Regions from separate parts of the Homo sapiens genome. Here region 1 is linked to region 2. The links are chromatin loops, found by intact Hi-C in ENCODE. Cell type or tissue: A673. All regions are shown on one strand. Each heading gives the region's core, and the rest is flanking DNA. Links, peaks and the distances in the headings are about the cores only. Region 1 overlaps PRKCA (protein kinase C alpha). Region 2 overlaps PRKCA (protein kinase C alpha).

Region 1 (8,559 bases), core at 276-8,275, 61 kb after region 2:
CCACCCTCCCCACTCCTCCTTTATCTCCTGCTTTTCCTTCTTTAAATTCATTACAATGTAAAAGCCAAGGTGTATGTCCTAATACTTATCATTAAGTAGTTTTACCTTTCTCCTCAATTTCAACAGTGAGAAAGTATGACATTACATTTCTCTAACTTAAAAAAAATTATACAAGTGAAATAACAGGATATCTGCAATTCCTTAATAAGACTCCAGCAAGAAAAATATGTGGAGAGAAGATGGATGAAACAAGATTGGTAATAGTTGACAATTATTAAAGTTGCAAGAAGAGTATATGGTTTTTATTATACTATTCTCTCTGCTTTTCCAGATATATGAAAATGTACATAATAAAAAGCTAAAACATAAATACATTAGTTAGATTGGATTTTACAAATGTGGTCAAACTCTTTTTCTCCATTAGCTGAAGAACATTGGGAAATTATTGAATCAGTATGGACAAAGAGCTGGTCAGAAAAAATAAGAAACCTGGGAAATAAGTTACTTTTATATGACATATGTCAAAAACAATCCCCCAAATTATTTCATATAATTTAGGATCTGACAACAATCACCTTTCTCAATAGTCTCTGATCATACACTCAATGCAATTTACTATTATTTCTACCCATCTCTCCTACACAGAATTGGCAAATAAAAATGTCATCTGATTATTTCAGGTATTAGCTACACTCTTAGGGGTTGAACTGTGATATGGTTTGGCTGTGTCTCCACCCAAATCTCATCTTGAATTGTAGCTCAAATAATTCCCACGTGTTGTGGGAGGGGCCCAGTGGGAGACAACTGAATCATGGGAGTGCTTTCCCCCATACTGTTCTCGTCGTAGTGAGTAAGTCTCACGAGATTCAACAGTTTTACAAGGGGTTTCCCCTTTCGCTTGGCTCTCCTTCTCTTTCTTGCCTGACACCATGTAAGGCGAGACTTTCACCTTCTGCCATGATTGTGAGGCCTCCCCAGCCATGCAGAACTAACTGTGAGCCCATTAAACTTTTTTTTTCTTAATAAATTACCTAGTCTCGGGTATCTCTTTATCAGCAGCATGAAAACGGACTAATACAAACTATCCCCATAAAATTCATGTTGATGTTCTAGCTTCTAGTACCTCAGAATGTGATCTGACTTGGAAAAAGGGCTGCTGCAGATATAATTAGAGAAGATGGGGTCACACTGGCATAAGGTAAGGCCTCTAATCCAATATGACTGGCATCCTTACAAAAAAGGGAAATTTGGGCTGGGTGCGGTGGCTCACTCCTGTAATCCCAGCACTTTGGAGGCCAAGGCGGGTGGATCACGAGGTCAGGAGATTGAGAACATCCTGGATAACACAGTGAAACCCTGTCTCTACTAAAAATACAAAAATTAGCTGGGAGAGGTGGTGAGCACCTGTAGTCCCAGCTATTTGGGAGGCTGAGGCAGGAGAATGGTGTTAACTGGGAGGTGGAGCTTGCAGGGAGCTGAGACTGCACCACCACACTCCACAGCCTGGGCGACAGAGACTCTGTCTCGAAAAAATAAAATAAAATAAAATAAAATAAAAATAAAGGCAAGGGGAAATTTGGACATAAACACACCCTGGGAGAACTCATGTGAAGATGGAGAAAGACTGGGGTGATGCTTCTGCTTCTGCAAGCCAAGGAATGCCAAAGATTGCCGGGAAACCACCAGAAGCCAGGGGGAGTCATGGAACAGATTCTCTCTTGCAGCTCTCTGAGGGAACCCACCCTGCCAGCATCCAGCCTTTGGAACTGAGGCAACACACTTTCGTTGTTTAAGCTGCCCGGTTTGTGGTAATTTGTTATGACAGCCCTAACAAACTAATACATGCAACAAGGTGGTTTTTGGAAAGCAAATGATTCAGTAAGTGAAAATTAAGTACTATGAACAAGAGCAAGTGGTTCGGGATTCAAGGCATTCTTCCCCGACAGCTCTACGGGACAGCACATCTGTGTCTGTTAAAAATACCGAGGGTACCTTTAAGTCCAAAGCAGTAAAGAGCTATTACCAAACTAATGAATTAGGGTCCTGTGAATACTTCCACGGGGAGAAATAAAGGCATACAAAGATTACAGGTGAGCATAAGTGAAAAAGTTATTTAAACCTAAATCACAATTAGGAAATAGAAGTTGCCAAATTCAAAAACATCTGAGGCATTAGTATAGACTCATTTGCTCATGATTATAAATGAGTTTAACACAGTCAGAACTCTTGAGGGGTTAAATATATTACTTTAATCCAAAGTCCAATTTAAAATCATTGCCTTTGTATGTGTGTGTTCTGCTTAATACACCTGCTGGTACCTGCCGTTGTAATCATACAATGACCACATACAAGTGATGCTTGCTGGCTGGTGAAAGTACTTTCTTGATCTTTAGTGGTGAGATAAGAATGTGGGTTCCCACACAAATAATATACAGCCACACAGAAAATGAACACTTGGAATCTTCACCTCGTACTCAGTGAAGTAACCTGTAGCATTCCTTTTTGTGAAGAACATTCCTAATTTAAAAGGTAGTAAAGATCACTGAGAGTCTGAGAATGAACTTCAGAAAGAATCCACTGGAAGGGTTTTGAAGCTATGATCCCTGAAGGACTCTAGGTGGGCACTGGAAGGGGTGAGCAGCGAGTGAGCTCATGATTCTTCCTTACCTCTGTTCTTCTCTTTGGGTCCTAAGCTACAGTTTTATTCTGAAGTCAATGATTGCATGCCCTAAGTTCCATGAGGAGCCATCATCCTTAGCACATATTTGTTTATTAAACAAGCCAGTTGATTGCAAACTCAAGGGCAAGGCCTTGCAAGACCCACATGTATCCTTCTAGTCTTTGCAATTTCATAATTCATACTCGATCCACTTTCTTTTTTTTCTTTTTTTCTTTTTTTTTTTTTTTTTTTGAGACAGTCTTGCTCTGTCGCCCAGGCTGGAGTACAATGGCGCGATTTTGGCTCACTGCAACCTCCGCCTCCCAGGTTCAAGTGATTCTCCTGCCTCAGCCTCCCACACAGCTGGGATTACAGGTGCCCACCACCGCACCCAGCTAATTTTTGTATTTTTAGTAGAGATGGGGTTTCACCATGTTGGCCAGGCTAGTCTTGAACTCCCGACCTTGTGATCCACCCACCTCTGCCTCCCAAAGTGCTGGGATTATAGGCATGAGCCACCACACCCAGCCCCAACCCACTTTCAAAATAGAGTTGTATGTTTGTCCATTGGTCACTCCTTCCACAGACACGCATGAAGCTCCTAGTTGAAGGCCAGAAAGTCTGGCAGGCCTGGGAGGACTACATGAAGCCCAGTCCCTTCAGGTATCTGCCTAGAAGAGATGCTGGAGACCTCGAATGCAATTTCAAAAAAGATGGTGTGGGGAGAACCAGAATTCCTTGCTCATAGTGCTGGAGGGGTGACAAGAGGAGTTGGCCAAACCTCAGAGACAGGCCTAGGAGAGAGGCGAGCAGAGAGCAGGAGCCCCGACATCCAACAGGGGGAAACGTTTCAGGAAGGAGGAAGTATTCAATCGTGTCACTCTTACATGAAATCAGGAAGGAGCTGACTGGGGCAAGTCTATTAGGCCTGGGACTGAAGAGTCGTTGTCATATATATACAGGGGTTGGCAGGAATGTAGACACACAGTGGATAGGGAGTACTCGGTTCACTTACCTTCTGGTCAACAAATATTTATCGAGCAATAGCTACATCCCAGATATGGTGCTGGGCCCTGGTGGTTGTAAAGATCAACTTCGCTCAGGGGCCCCCCTGGAGCTTTTAGTTTGGAAAAGAGTCACTAAGAGAACATTTCAGGATCATACAAGTGGAGGAAGGTCTTGCCAATGTAAGGTGTGAGTGCCTGGGGAATAGCCCTCAGCCCAGCCTTGAGTTCAGGGAAGACTTGTGGCAGAAATGACGCTAGTGCTGAGAATGAAAAAGGACAGCAGATCCAGGGACTTCTCCCCACCAAGACAGGCAGCCATCTGGCAGCGTTCTGCGGTAACACCTATGTAAAATTATGGAAAGAGGCTTGGGCCACCTCATGCAAACTATGGAGACGGAGTAGGTCAAAGGAAAATCAAGCACCGGGGGAAGGAACGCAATTCACATTGACCAAGAAAACGTTACCTTCAGCCATGGTTCACTGAAGGAAAGTAGGAAGCTGAAGCTGTTCCAAATATTTTACTAAACACTCTCATTTAAGAATTCAGTGCTTTTTTTTTTTTAAGCCATATAATTACAAAGCTCCTGTGGGTGAGGGAAAAAGCATTTCATATTTAATGTTCTGGTTTGGCTTTGGTTTCAATCAATGGTGGAATGGCCATAGAACAGTCTCAGAACAGAAAAGAGGGTATTCAAGTTTGGTTAGAAAGGCAGGGCACGGTACAAGTAAACACAGTACAATGTTTCTTCTGAAATCTGAGGCCACCATAATGCAGTGGCAATTTTTAATTCTTAGAGACAAATACATGCGGAAACTTTCCATAAATAAAATGCTTTCATTTTCTCATGATTACAGTGAGCTTTTGCGACAAAGCCTGGTCACATTATTATGTAAATTTTTACCCATGTAACATTTCCCTCTGCTTATCTTGGGGAACAATTCAAAAAGAAGCCATAATACACTAATTACCTCTCTTATATCAAGTATGTTGGGAACTAATAAAACATCAGGGACGTGGAACACCACATAATTACAAAGGAATGGGGCCAGGAGCCTCCAAAAAGGAAATCTGAAGGCGTCCAAGGGATTCTAATGCCCATGGGTAACAGTGGAGAGCAACTGGGGAAAAACACGAGACAAAGGAACTAGGAAAGTCTCCATACAAAGAAGGATATGAAGGCATAGAAGCACCCACAAATTTTAAAAACTAAAGAAAAATCTTACAAAACAAATATATTACCTTTCCAAACTGCATGCCAGAAAATATAAGACAAAATGAATTTAAAAATAAATATGATGAATTGTTATTCAGAATTCTAAAACCAAAATGTTTTTTTTTTTTTTTAAGTTCAGGGGTATCTATGCAGGTTATATGGGTAAACTTGTGTCATGGGGGTTTGCTGTACAGATTGTTTCAACACCCAGATATGAAGCCATGTACCCTTGAGTTATTTTTCCTGATCCTCTCCCTCTTCTCACCCTCCACCTTCTGACAGGCCTCACTGTGTGTTGTTCCCCTCTGTGTGTCCATGTGTTCTCATTGTTTAGCTGTCACTTATAAGTGAGAACGTGCAGTATTTGGTTTTCTGTTCCTGTGTTAGTTTGGTAAGGATAATTGCCTCCAGCTCCATCCATTTCCCTGCAAAGGACATGATCTCGTTCCTTTTTATGGCTGCATAGTATTCCATGGTGTATATGTACCACATTTTCTTTATCCAGTCTATCATTGATGGGAATTTAGGTTAATTCCATGTCTTTCCTATTGTGAATAGTGTTGCAATGAACATATGTGTGCATGTGTCTTTATAACAGAACAATTTATATTCCTTTGGGTATATACCTAGCCATGGGATTGCTGGGTCAAATGGCAGTTCTGCTTTTAGCTCTTTGAAGAATGGCCATACTGTCTTGCACAATGGTTGAACTAATTTACATTTCCACCATAAGTGTAAAAGTGTTCCTTTTTCTCCACAACCTCACCAGCATCTAATATTTTTTGACTTTTTAGTAATAGCTATTCTGACTGGTGTGAGATGGTATTTTGTTTGATTTGCATTTCTCTAATGATCAGTGATGTTGAGTGTTTTTTCATGATTGTTGGTTGTATGTATATCTTCTTTTGAAAAGTGTCTTTTCATGTCTTTGCCCACTTTTTTGGGGGGTTGTTTTTTTCTTGTAAATTTAAGTTCCTTATAGATGTTGGATATTAGATCTTTGCTGAATGCATAGCTTGCAAAAATTTTCTCCCATTCTGTAGGTTGTTTACTCGGTTGATAGTTTCTTTTGCTGTGAAGAAGCTGTTAAGTTTAATTAGATGCCATTTGTCAATTTTTGCTTTTGTCGCAATTGCTTTTGGCGTCTTCGTCATGAAATCTTTGCCCATGCCTATGTCCTCAATGGTGTTGCCTAGGTTGTCTTCCAGAGTTTTTACAGTAAACCAAAATGGTTTTTAATCTACACTTATACACAGTGCTTCAAAAAACTTATATTTAACAATAATCATGATGTGGGGCTATTTACTGTTTTAAAAATACTGTAAGTTGTTGCAAGAGAAAAAGTCTATAAGGACACAGACCAACGTGATACGGGGCTGTCTCTAGGGCAGTGTTTGGGAAAATTTAATTTTACTTTTATTTTTGTTCATCTATATTCTCTAATTTTTTCAACCATTAATGTATTACTTAAGAAACTAAAAATCTTAACTTTAGAGCAATGTTCATAACAATGCTATTGCAATGCAAGATCCTAAAGTGTTTTATGAATTATCATTTAAAAAATAAGTTGAATATGGGCTGGGCGCGGTGGTCCATGCCTGTAATCCCAACACTTCAGAAGGCCAAGGTGGGTGGATCACCTGAGGTCAGGAGTTCAAGACCAGCCTGACCAACATGGTGAAACCCCGTCTCTACTAAAAATACAAAATTAGCCAGGTGTGGTGGCACATGGCTGTAATCTCAGCAACTCGGGAGGCTGAGGCAGGAGAATCACTTGAACCCAGAAGGCGGAGATTGCGGTGAGCTGCGATTGTGCCACTGCACTCCAGTCTGGGCAACAAGAGTGAAACTCCATCTCAAAAAAATAAAATAAAATAAACAAACAAAAAAAGCAGATTCACGGAGCTAGAGGAATGCACAAGTGACTATTCCTCTACTCCCTCTCACATGTGAACAGCTGATGAAAAACTGAAAAGAATGCAACTCTCTGCCTCTTATCTACCAACACCTTTTACAATTTCTTCCTCCTTCCCCTTTAAACATTGAAGCACTCAAAATCATCTTTGGCGAAAAGCACAGACCTGTCTCCTGGGCGCACGTCCTTAACCTTGGCAAAATAAACTTCTAAATTGATTGAGACACGTTTCGGGTACTTTTTGGTTTAGAGAGGGAACAACTAAGTTGGTAAAGCTAGGTCAAACAAGAATTAGAGTCCACCAATAAATACATCCGAAAGAAGTCTGCCCAGTTAGAGAATGGGGAGTAACTGCTAACAGGTTTCTTTCTGGGGCAATGAGAATGTTCTAAAAAGGACTGTGCCGATGGTTACACAACTCTGAAATTACTAGAAACCCCTGAAGTGTACACTTTAAATGGGTGAATTGTACATTACGTGAATTATATTACAAAGCTGTGTTTGTTTTTTGTTTTGAGACGGAGTCTCACTCTGTTGCCCAGGCTGGAGTGCAGTGGTGCAATCTCAGCTCACCACAACCTCCGTCTCCCAGGTTCAAGCAATTCTCCTGCCTCAGCCTCCCAAGTAGCTAGGACTACAGGTGCCCGCCACCACGCTCGGCTAATTTTTGTATTTTTAGTAGAGACGGGGTTTCACCGTGTTGGCCAGGCTTGTCTCAAACTCCTGACTTCAGGTGGTCCGCCCGCCTCAGTCTCCCAAAGTGCTGGGATTACAGGTATGAGCCACCGCGCTCGGCCACAAAGTTGTTATTTTTTAAAAGTTAAAAACAAAGCCAGGTATGACACCCTAAACAAATAACCCTTGGGTAGGCTTGTTAAGCAACGCCCCTGGCTAACATTTGAAGAACTACATGCTGCTGTTACGTTTATGCCTTATTTCCAAATTTTAAATAATTTTTCTTAACATTAACATGATATTTTTATTCCTTTTGAAGTTTCTGTGGGTTTCGCTTTGTGCTAAATGTTCTGGTCTAAGCATGGATCTTTGAAATGGCTGTATCCGTGGGCATTTATGTTTCCCAAGTGGTTTCTAATGGGCCAGAGTTTAGCATGAAGCCCCTCGTCCTGGTAGGGTGGGTGGGACAGTGCCCTGTGTCCTCATCTGCACACCCCTATTCTCCAGCTGCATGACCTTGGGTATGTGAAGCTCTCATTCTCAACTGTTTCCGACTCTAAAATGGAAATTAGCATCACCAGCCTTGCAGGATTGTTAAGGACAGACAGGATGATGTACGTGAAGCTTCAGCCTAGCTCTGAGACACAGTACCCACTCTACAAGTAATTCCTCTTCTCTTTCTCCAGATTGAAGGGAAAGCAAATTTATAAAAAGTACAGGTCTTTTAACAGGACTCCAAAATTATTGGGAACTTGCAACAAGACTGAGGGAAAGGAAATGTGGCGTATTTTTAAATGAAGAAAAAGAGAATCCAACTAACAAGAAGGTCAATGATTAGAAGAACAGGCAAGCCTGAGCCTCAGGCAACTGTAGCCTACACAGGCCAGTGAGGGGAGAAGTTTCCTCTTTATTTACTATAAAGAGAAAACATACAAAGAAATCCAATGGCCACTTCTAGGCTGAGAGGTAATGGCAGAGAACCAGAGCTTGTGCCTCTCATAACCTTCTTCCCCGGCCCTCCCAGTTCCACCCAAAGGCCAGGCTCTGGCAGGATTAGACCAGACAGGGCCTTGGCTGGCATTCTCTCGG
Region 2 (8,559 bases), core at 481-8,480:
AAATTAATGATAATTCCATTACATATAAATGGTGTAAAGACTGCAATTAAATGGCAAAGATTGTCACAGCAGATAAAAAAGGACCAGACTACATACTGATACTGTCTATATGAAACTCGTTTTAGACTTAAAGACACAGATATATGAAAAGTAAAAGGATAAAAAACGAAGTATCATGGTAACATTAATCTAAAAGAAAGCTAGACTGGCCAGATTAATATCAAACAGTAAATTTCAGAGCAAAATTAACAAGTCTCAGTAAGGTTTATTCTCATACAAAATCTAATTTACTTTTTTTCCTAAAAGAAAAATGAATATGGTAAATGACTTTCCAATCACATGACACACTTCATATTTTCCACCAACATTCACTAAACACTTGGATTCTGCAGGAAACATTCTGCACTGACTATGATTTCTATAATGATCAGATTTTTTTAATGTTCTTCTCTTTTGTATTTGTAGTGATAAAATTTTGCCTGACATTTTTCCTTGAAGAAAGTAAACATAGCCTGCCACAAAAACTGATATTGACAGAGCCTCAGTGGTTAAGCCTTTTTTTCTCATTAATTCTCCCGATATTTTAGCTCTAGTAATCTAGCCCTAGACAAAAACACTGGTAGCTCACACTCAGGAATGCATGATGTGATGTAGGATTAAAAAAAATAACAGTCTTACTACAAGGATACAAACATTTTTTAAAGTAAAGTCATACAGTATGTAGATAAATTATCTGTTTTTTTGAGACAGAGTCTCGCTCTGTCGCCCAGGCTGGAGTGCAGTGGCACAATCTTGGCTCACTGCAAGCTCCGCCTTTTGGGTTCACGCCATTCTCCTACCTCAGCCTCCTGAGTAGCTGGGACTACAGGCACCCGCCACCACGCCTGGCTAATTTTTTGTATTTTTTAGTAGAGGCGGGGTTTCACCGTGTTAGCCAGGATGGTCTCGATCTCCTGACCTCGTGATCTGCCCGCCTTGGCCTCCCAAAGTGCTGGGATTACAGGCGTGATTCACTGCGCCCAGCCTAAATTATCTGTATTAAACTCCTGCAGCACTGACAAGTAGAAATAACATTTTTGAAAGCTCAGAGAAGTATTTTCCAACATTTGCTTAAGCCTAGAAAAAAGTCTGGCAATCAATAAACATTTGATTAACTTAAATAATGTAACTTTCGGTAAGTTACTTATCATTTCGTGATCTGTAAAATAGAGAAAATAATGGTAATTTATTAACCACCTAAGGAAATCGTAATAATTTACTTTTAAAAAATGATATTGGTGGTCGGACATGGTGGCTCATGCCTGTAATCCCAGCACTTTGGGAGGCCGAGGCGGGTGGATCACCTGAGGTCAAGAGTTTGAAACCTGCCTGACCAACATGGTGAAATCCCATCTCTACTAAAAATACAAAAATTAGCTGGGCATGGTGGCGCATGCCTGTAATCCCAGCTACTTGGGAGGGTGAGACAGTAGAATGGCTTGAACCTGGGAGGTGGAGGTTGCAGTGAGCTGAGATCATGCCACAGTACTCCAGCCTGGGTGACAAAGCAAGACTCACTCCATCTTAAAAAAAAAATGATATTGGTAATTCTTTCTTTGAATAAAGAAGACTAAAAGTACTGTAACAAGGCTTCATGTAACTCTCAATGTAAGGGAGTAACCTCATTTTCTGGAAAACTGAATATTTTCTTTTTATGTACTAAGGCTTGTTTTTAGTCTTTTCTTTTTTAAACCAGCATGTATACAAATATTTCTAAAACGCACTTTAAGTCCCTTGTTTTGTTAAACAAAATATGTCAATATACTTCAACATTTTCTCAATGATCACAGTGGTGACCTAGAATACTAGTGTTTATAGTATTTTGGTTCACAGCATTGGGTTCATGAACTACATGGGGGTCTTCTTCCTAAACTAAGTGGCCATGAGAAATCTTTTGTAGTTGTTGTTTGAGATGGGGTCTCGCTGTGTCGCCCAGGCTGCAGTGCAGTGGTCTGATCTTGGCTCACTGCAGTCTCCACCTCCCGGGTTCCAGCGATTCTCCTGCCTCAGCTCCCCCCACCACCCCAGTAGCAGGGACTACAGGTGTGCACCACCACACGTGGCTAATTTTTGTATTTTTTTTAGTACAGTCAGGGTTTCACCAAGTCGGCCAGGCTGGTCTCGAACTCCTGACCTCAAGTGATCTGCCTGCCTTGGCCTCCCAAAGTGCTGGGATTACAGGCGTGAGCCACAGCACCCAGCCTAGCAATCTTGTTTCTGTACAATTATGGGGCCTGCTGAAGTTCAGTCCTGCTCTCACTGAGTCTACTGTTTTACCATCCTCCCATTTTCTGCTTCTGACATTTGACACCAGAAAGCCAGCAAACCAGGCTTGTTCCAGAACTTTGGGGTGTAGCCTTTTCTATGGTGTAGGGTACATGGACTTCATGATGCCTCTTGGGATTGCTAAGTGTCTAACAATGTTCAATTCTGTCTTCACCACAGCACTATGTTGCTTCGTATTTCTGCATTATAAAATCTGCCTGATAAATAATCCGCTTGTTCCTCTCATATGCTGACAGATTTCTGCATGGTCAATGGAGCTTAGAGTATATAAAATACAAGTCTGGGAGAGTTTCCTTATAGTTCAAATATATAAATTTAATGTTCAAAAGAATGTAATTGTTTCAAGCAACATACTAGTAGACAAGCTGGAACTCACTGATTTCATTTCATTAGTCTCAAATAACAAAGGGTACTTCATAGCATCAAAAGCCAGACCTCACAATAACTTATGTTTTAGTATCTTACAGTATCTCATTATATAAATAATAAAATGACTAGGGTTTTGGTGAGAAGGAAGAGAGAAGAGCCACATGGTATTCAAAGAATGCCAGGAAACCACAAATACTGCATTCTTTTGAACATTAAATATACTTGAACTATAATGGAAACTCTCCCAGACTTACATTTTATATAAATACACTAAGCTCCATTCACTGTGAAGAAAACTGTCGTCATACGGAAGAAAATAAGTTGATTATTTATCAGGCAAAATTTATAACACAAAGTGCTAAATCAGGCACATTGCATTAAACATTATACTGACTATAAACAAGGATAGAAATTACGGAAGTGCATAGCTTTGGAAATTGAGTGAAAATAACAGCATAATTCAACTTTAATTGGATGCCTATAGATGAAACAATAATTGACTCTTAACTGTAACTCCAAGATATTTTATGACTATAACATTTTCTAAGTAATCTACTTGAAAAATACCTCATTGACTCATCAAATCCTATCTTTAAAATGTTACCCTCGTTCCAAGAAAATCACATGCATACACTAGAATGAAATGACTTGTCAAATATAATTTGAATCCAGTAAAACAAAAAAAGCATTAATCTGTACTTTCTCATTAATAGCAAGATAATTTTCCAAGTGAAACACACACAATACAATACACATTTGTTGAGACTCCCCAATGGCTCCCACTTGTCTTTCCAACCTTCATATCCTTCCACAGGCCTTTGCAGAGGAATCCCTTCCGACTATCAGTCTCTGAAGAATTCTCACACTTCCTGACACCACACCTCTACTCAGGGTGCTCTGCCCTCCCTACTTGGGACTATTGTGTCTCCTCACCCAAGTCTTATTGGAACATCTTTCCAGGTCCTTCATAACTGCTCTATTTCCCAAGAAGCCTTCTTGGGGCAGAAATAATCCCTCCTTGCTCTCACCCCCATGGTACTCAGCACCTGGTACTCTCATGTGCGACTTCTATGCTCTGGGTTTTCTCACAGCACACATGGCTTACTAACTGCCTATCTCCCAACCACACACAGGAAGCTCTTAAGGCCAAGTAGCACCACTGTATGTCCACAGAAACTAGCACAAAGACTGTGCACATACAAATTAATTGCAAACCACATCGTGAAAATCCTAAGCATAAAGAAAGAAAAAGGTCATATTTTAATCACCATCTAATACAGAACAGTTTCTTAAGGCCTCTCTGTAATAATTTTAAAGTTAAGGGGAAAATGCTTGGCTCAGTCCACTCCGTATAAACTCCTTAAACATTAACTAGTAATTTTAAAAGCATGAAATGACTTTCTCCCCTGGGGCTTTATATAGAACCATAATAACCGCAACACGAGCTTCAGGACTCTGCAATTGCCTGATACTAAAGTCCCACTGTGAGATTCCACGTGGTGGCTTGTTATCAGCCTTACATAGAACAAATGTGGTCAGCCAAAAATTTACTGTGGGGCTCAAAAACATTTTAGGGGCTCATACAAGCTTAGGGCCTTGACATTTAAGTGATAACTGAGAGGCATGCACTGATAGAAAATCCTCAGAGACTCAGAAGAGTTTTAAACAATGCAGTTGTACATTTTTATAGGGCACATGTTCTGAAACCTCAAAAATAGATATGTAAATGTCATCTGAAGCTGTGTCATTTTTACTTAATTTTTGGCATAACCTGTCGCCTCAAAAAGTCTTTGTGGCTTGTGTATGGCAGGCAAACGGTGTCAGATGCACTTCCAAAGTGCCATGAGGCGTGGACTGGACGTCAGCTCTGCTTTGCACGTGCAATTCCTGCCTGCAGAACTGCAGCTAGCATCTGCTGCCTCTGGCATCTGCTGCCTCTGGATGAGCCTCTATTTGGAAAGTGGGAATTATTTTTTCTTCCACATCCAAGACCAGCAGAGTAGCTTTCAATCCCAGTCAACTGCTCTTTGCCGCAGAAATCAATATAAGCAACAGAGGAAAAAAACAATAAAGGGGCTAAGCCTCCAAAATCTTGCATTTTCCCTTGGCTCGGGCAAAGGTCCCCTCATTTCTTTCAAGAACACCAGAGGCAAGAGTTTGAGGTGGGGGCCGCAGGAGCACGTACCACAAGACCTTCTTACTGAGCCACAATCTGCAGCTAACTCTTGGTCAATCTGTGCAGTGGAGAAGCGGCACACAACATATCAAAATCTAGTTAAAAAATAAAACAAAACCCCTCATGGTCACATCTTTGTTCAAACTATCTTACTAGAGCTCGTGCTTCCAAAGAATCAGATAGACTCATTTGAGAGTCTACTCTAAATCTTGCCCTCCCCTGTAGCTGGAATGGTCCCTAAACAGCTCTGAGATGGCCAGAGAATACCAGTGGAAACAGCTAGTAACAGCCACTTCCTACCTCTGTAGGGTTCTACCAAATACTTGCACATACCTTGTCTTATTTGGTCATTTTCCACAGTGTGGGATACCATAGGTGTGACCATTTTCTCAGCTGAGAAAAGGGAGGCTCAGGGAGTGCACAGAGAAATATACAACGGAATAGGTCCAGGAAGTGCCAGATCTCGAGGTCAAACCATGATACTAATAATTACCCTCGACTGCCTCTGTTGTAAGCCACCATATTCAATCTTTTGATAGACAGAGAAATGGGAGACTCAAACAAGTGACAGAGACAGAACCGGGGGTTTCACACAAGGTCTCACAGAGCCTACAGCCTGAATTCCGTCTCAGCCTAGGAACCCTCTGCAAAATCCAGATGTTTTGCCTTCAGGCCCAGCTGGCCTTCGACCACAGAGCACTCACAAAGTGCAGCAGGGCCCCGCTGGGAGGCCCCACTCCACTCCGAGTGCTGCTTCTAACTGCAGCCCCCGCACGGCAGCCCGCCACCCAACTGACTGCTCTGGGCTATTTATGAGATGGTCCCTGCTCTCGGGAGACGTCCCTCTTTGGATTATTCATCCTCTCCTCACCCCCAAAGCAGCAAAACCAGCACACGCCGTCCCCCCAGCGTCAAGCCCCACTCCAGGGTTTGCAGGCAGCTGCCTCCCTCTCCGCCCCCTCTTTTAGAGACAGTCAGGGCTCCAGACTCTCCGCTGGGCTCTGTGCTGAATGTTACCCTTTGTCTCAGAACCCTGGGCTGGCTCTGACGGCTGGAAAGCCTGAACAACAATGATGAATCAGAGTATTTATTTTTGAGGTTTTCTCCAAGCTGCCTCTTCATCAGCTCTGAAATAGCAGCATTCAAGCTGCCACAGACACTTCCCGAAGTTTGCTGGCCTAGGGTTCCCAATGGGGAAAACATCACCTCCCTGGCAACAAACACAACAGCCTCCTAACACCCCTTCTGCAGGAGAGGCACCAACTGCATCTCTCCAAAAGACGGGTGGCCTACATGTTTAAATTGATTTTCGAAATTATTTTCAAATCCCTCGGGTTGCGTGAGCAAGGGTGGATTTCTATTTCTAAGTGTGGTGACCTTTTCTAAAACTGTTTTATGCTTTTCACTCTTCTGTGATTGGTGCCACCTAGGACTGCACACTGCATTCATTTGGTGTGTCTGAGTGAGCTGTTTAATCCAGAACAAGGAAACTCATCCCTTCAAATCTGAATTAAAGAAGCATCTCTCTGGGTACGATGAGGTTTTCTGATGTAAAACTCTCATCTAAAAGTTAGCCATTCTTATTAAGATTGAAACCTTAGGCCGGGCGCGGTGCTTACGCCTGTAATCCCAGAACTTTGGGAGGCCAAGGCGGGCAGATCACAAATCAGGTGATCGAGACTATCCTGGCTAACACAGTGAAACCCCATCTCTACTAAAAATAAAAAAAAATTAGCTGGATGTGGTGGCGGGCGCCTGTAGTCCCAGCTACTCAGGAGGCTGAGGCAGGAGAATGGCGTGAACCTGAGAGGCGGAGCTTGCAGTGAGCCGAGATCACGCCACTGCAATCCAGCCTGGAGGACAGAGCAAGACTCCATCTCAAAAAAAAAAAAAAGATTTCAAAGCTTAAATTAAATGAATTTAATGAAATAACTAGCCTTGCAAAAGGGAAACGTAAGAATAACTCACAAATTAGAAAAGTATTGTTTCTTGCTGTGCTGCTTGATGGCTTGTCACAGCAGAACAATATCCTCCACCCAAAGCGTTTATTTACACACATACACTCAGCCTGACGTTTAAGAGTGCAAAGGAGTTTTTAAAAAAGGCAGCTGGGGAAAAAACAAGAGTGAAAATCTGAGGACACCACACAGAAATACAATGATGTCTACACATGAAACTCAGTCTCCAATAAAAAATGTTTTAGTACATTTGCCTGTGAACAGATGAGCTTTGGTAAGTGTTGAGATCAGAAGGGAGTGGACTGTTCTTTTCATCACAGTTCCGAAGATAAAAGGAGAAGTACAGACTGCTGATAAAAGTCTGGCAGCATAACTGTTAATATGCCTATGCCTTCGATGAGGGCCTCAGATACCGGGGCTCAGGAGACAGCATGTGGTCAGCAGAAATGGCGATGCTGTTCTCCCTGGGATGGCCCTCCTGGGTCCTCTGGGCACATTACACTGTCAGGTAGTTTGCTAACTGGAATGCTTTCTGGCTAAGAGCAGAATTCTGTTTTGCTACGGTACTCATTCCAACCTATGAAGGTTATCCTCAAATCCCAAATGCCACTAATGCCCATCACTGGAACTGGACAGTACTGCCCACAAGGGATGAGAATAAAAACAGCTGCCATTTACTAACTGCTGGAGATCCCACCAGATGCTTCAGGTCTACTCATTACTTAATTCTCACACAGCCACCCCACTCAACCAAATAAGCTTGAGGTTTTCTCCAAGCTGCCTCTTTATCAACTCTTAAATAGCAGCATTCAAGCTGCCACAGACACTTCTCGAAGTTTGCTGGCCTAGGGTTCCCAATGGGGAAAACATCACCTCCCTGGTGACAAACGCAACAGCCTCCTAACACCCCTTCTGCAGGAGAGGCACCAAGTGCATCTCTCCAACGCAGATGAGTGAGGATGAATAAGCCAAAGAGGGATGTCTCCCGAGAGCAGAGACTGTCTCATAAATAGCCCAGAGCAGTCAGTTGGGTGGCAGGTTGCTAGTCTCCCATTTTGCAGAAGAGGAAACTAAGGTTCAGAGTGGTTAAGTAACTCTGAAAGAGGCACAGCTTTAAGTGACAGAGTTGGAGTTTCAAAGCCACATTCTTTACCCTGTGACACATCTCCAGAAGGGATCAGCTCTGGGCCCTCACTACTTCCAAAATAAAGTCTTCAGTAACATCAAGAAAAAGAAAAGGAGTCAGGCGTGGTGGTGGCTCACGCCTGTAATTCTAGCAGTTTGGGAGGCAGAGGCGGGCAGATTGCCTGAGCTCAGGAGACCAGCTTAGGCAACATGGTAAAACCCTGTCTCTACTAAAAATACAAAAAATTAGCTGGGCATGGTGGCGTGAACCTGTAATCCCAGCCACTCGGGAAGCTGAGGCACGAGAACCCCTTAAACCCAGGAGGTGGAGATTGCAGTGAGCCGAGATCATGCCAATGCACTCCAGCCTGGGTGACAGAGCAAGACTCCATCTCCCAAATAAACAAACCAGTAAAAGAAAAGGCACCATGCAAAGGCTCCTGGATACAAAGCAATCTCTTACTCAAAAGAAATATAAAACGTCTAGGAGCTTCAGAAATGGGGAAGTGGAAAATACTTCTATTTTGTTCAGGGAAACGTTGGTATTTTTCTACTGCAAAGATGAGATGGGAAGATGACAAGTCTTAAACATATGCTAAAGAAAGT

Evidence for each region. Hi-C counts contacts between places; a loop is a spot of excess contacts. Peaks named below come from ENCODE experiments on the same cell type or tissue, not always from the same donor. Only the 100,000 strongest peaks of a DNase experiment are listed, where the experiment ranks them.
Region 1: a loop joins it to region 2, with 2.0 times the contacts of the local background. A loop is called at or near these places in 3 of 110 quality-filtered maps.

What each region holds. Positions count from the first base shown.
Region 1 is chr17:66,476,451-66,485,009 of GRCh38, reverse strand. The region is part of intron 2 of PRKCA (protein kinase C alpha); the gene reads right to left. Among named protein-coding and RNA genes, the nearest start is that of PRKCA-AS1, 64 kb to the right of the region's middle. RefSeq lists an enhancer at 698-767. In A673, for the core only: no CTCF peak of the experiment used is centred there; a DNase peak (open chromatin) is centred at 4,629; H3K4me3 peaks cover 856 bases; H3K27ac peaks cover 1,089 bases.
Region 2 is chr17:66,537,613-66,546,171 of GRCh38, reverse strand. All of the region lies in intron 3 of PRKCA (protein kinase C alpha), which reads right to left. Among named protein-coding and RNA genes, the nearest start is that of PRKCA-AS1, 130 kb to the right of the region's middle. RefSeq lists a silencer at 3,692-3,741. In A673, for the core only: no CTCF peak of the experiment used is centred there; DNase peaks (open chromatin) are centred at 2,881, 3,821 and 4,111; H3K27ac peaks cover 2,111 bases.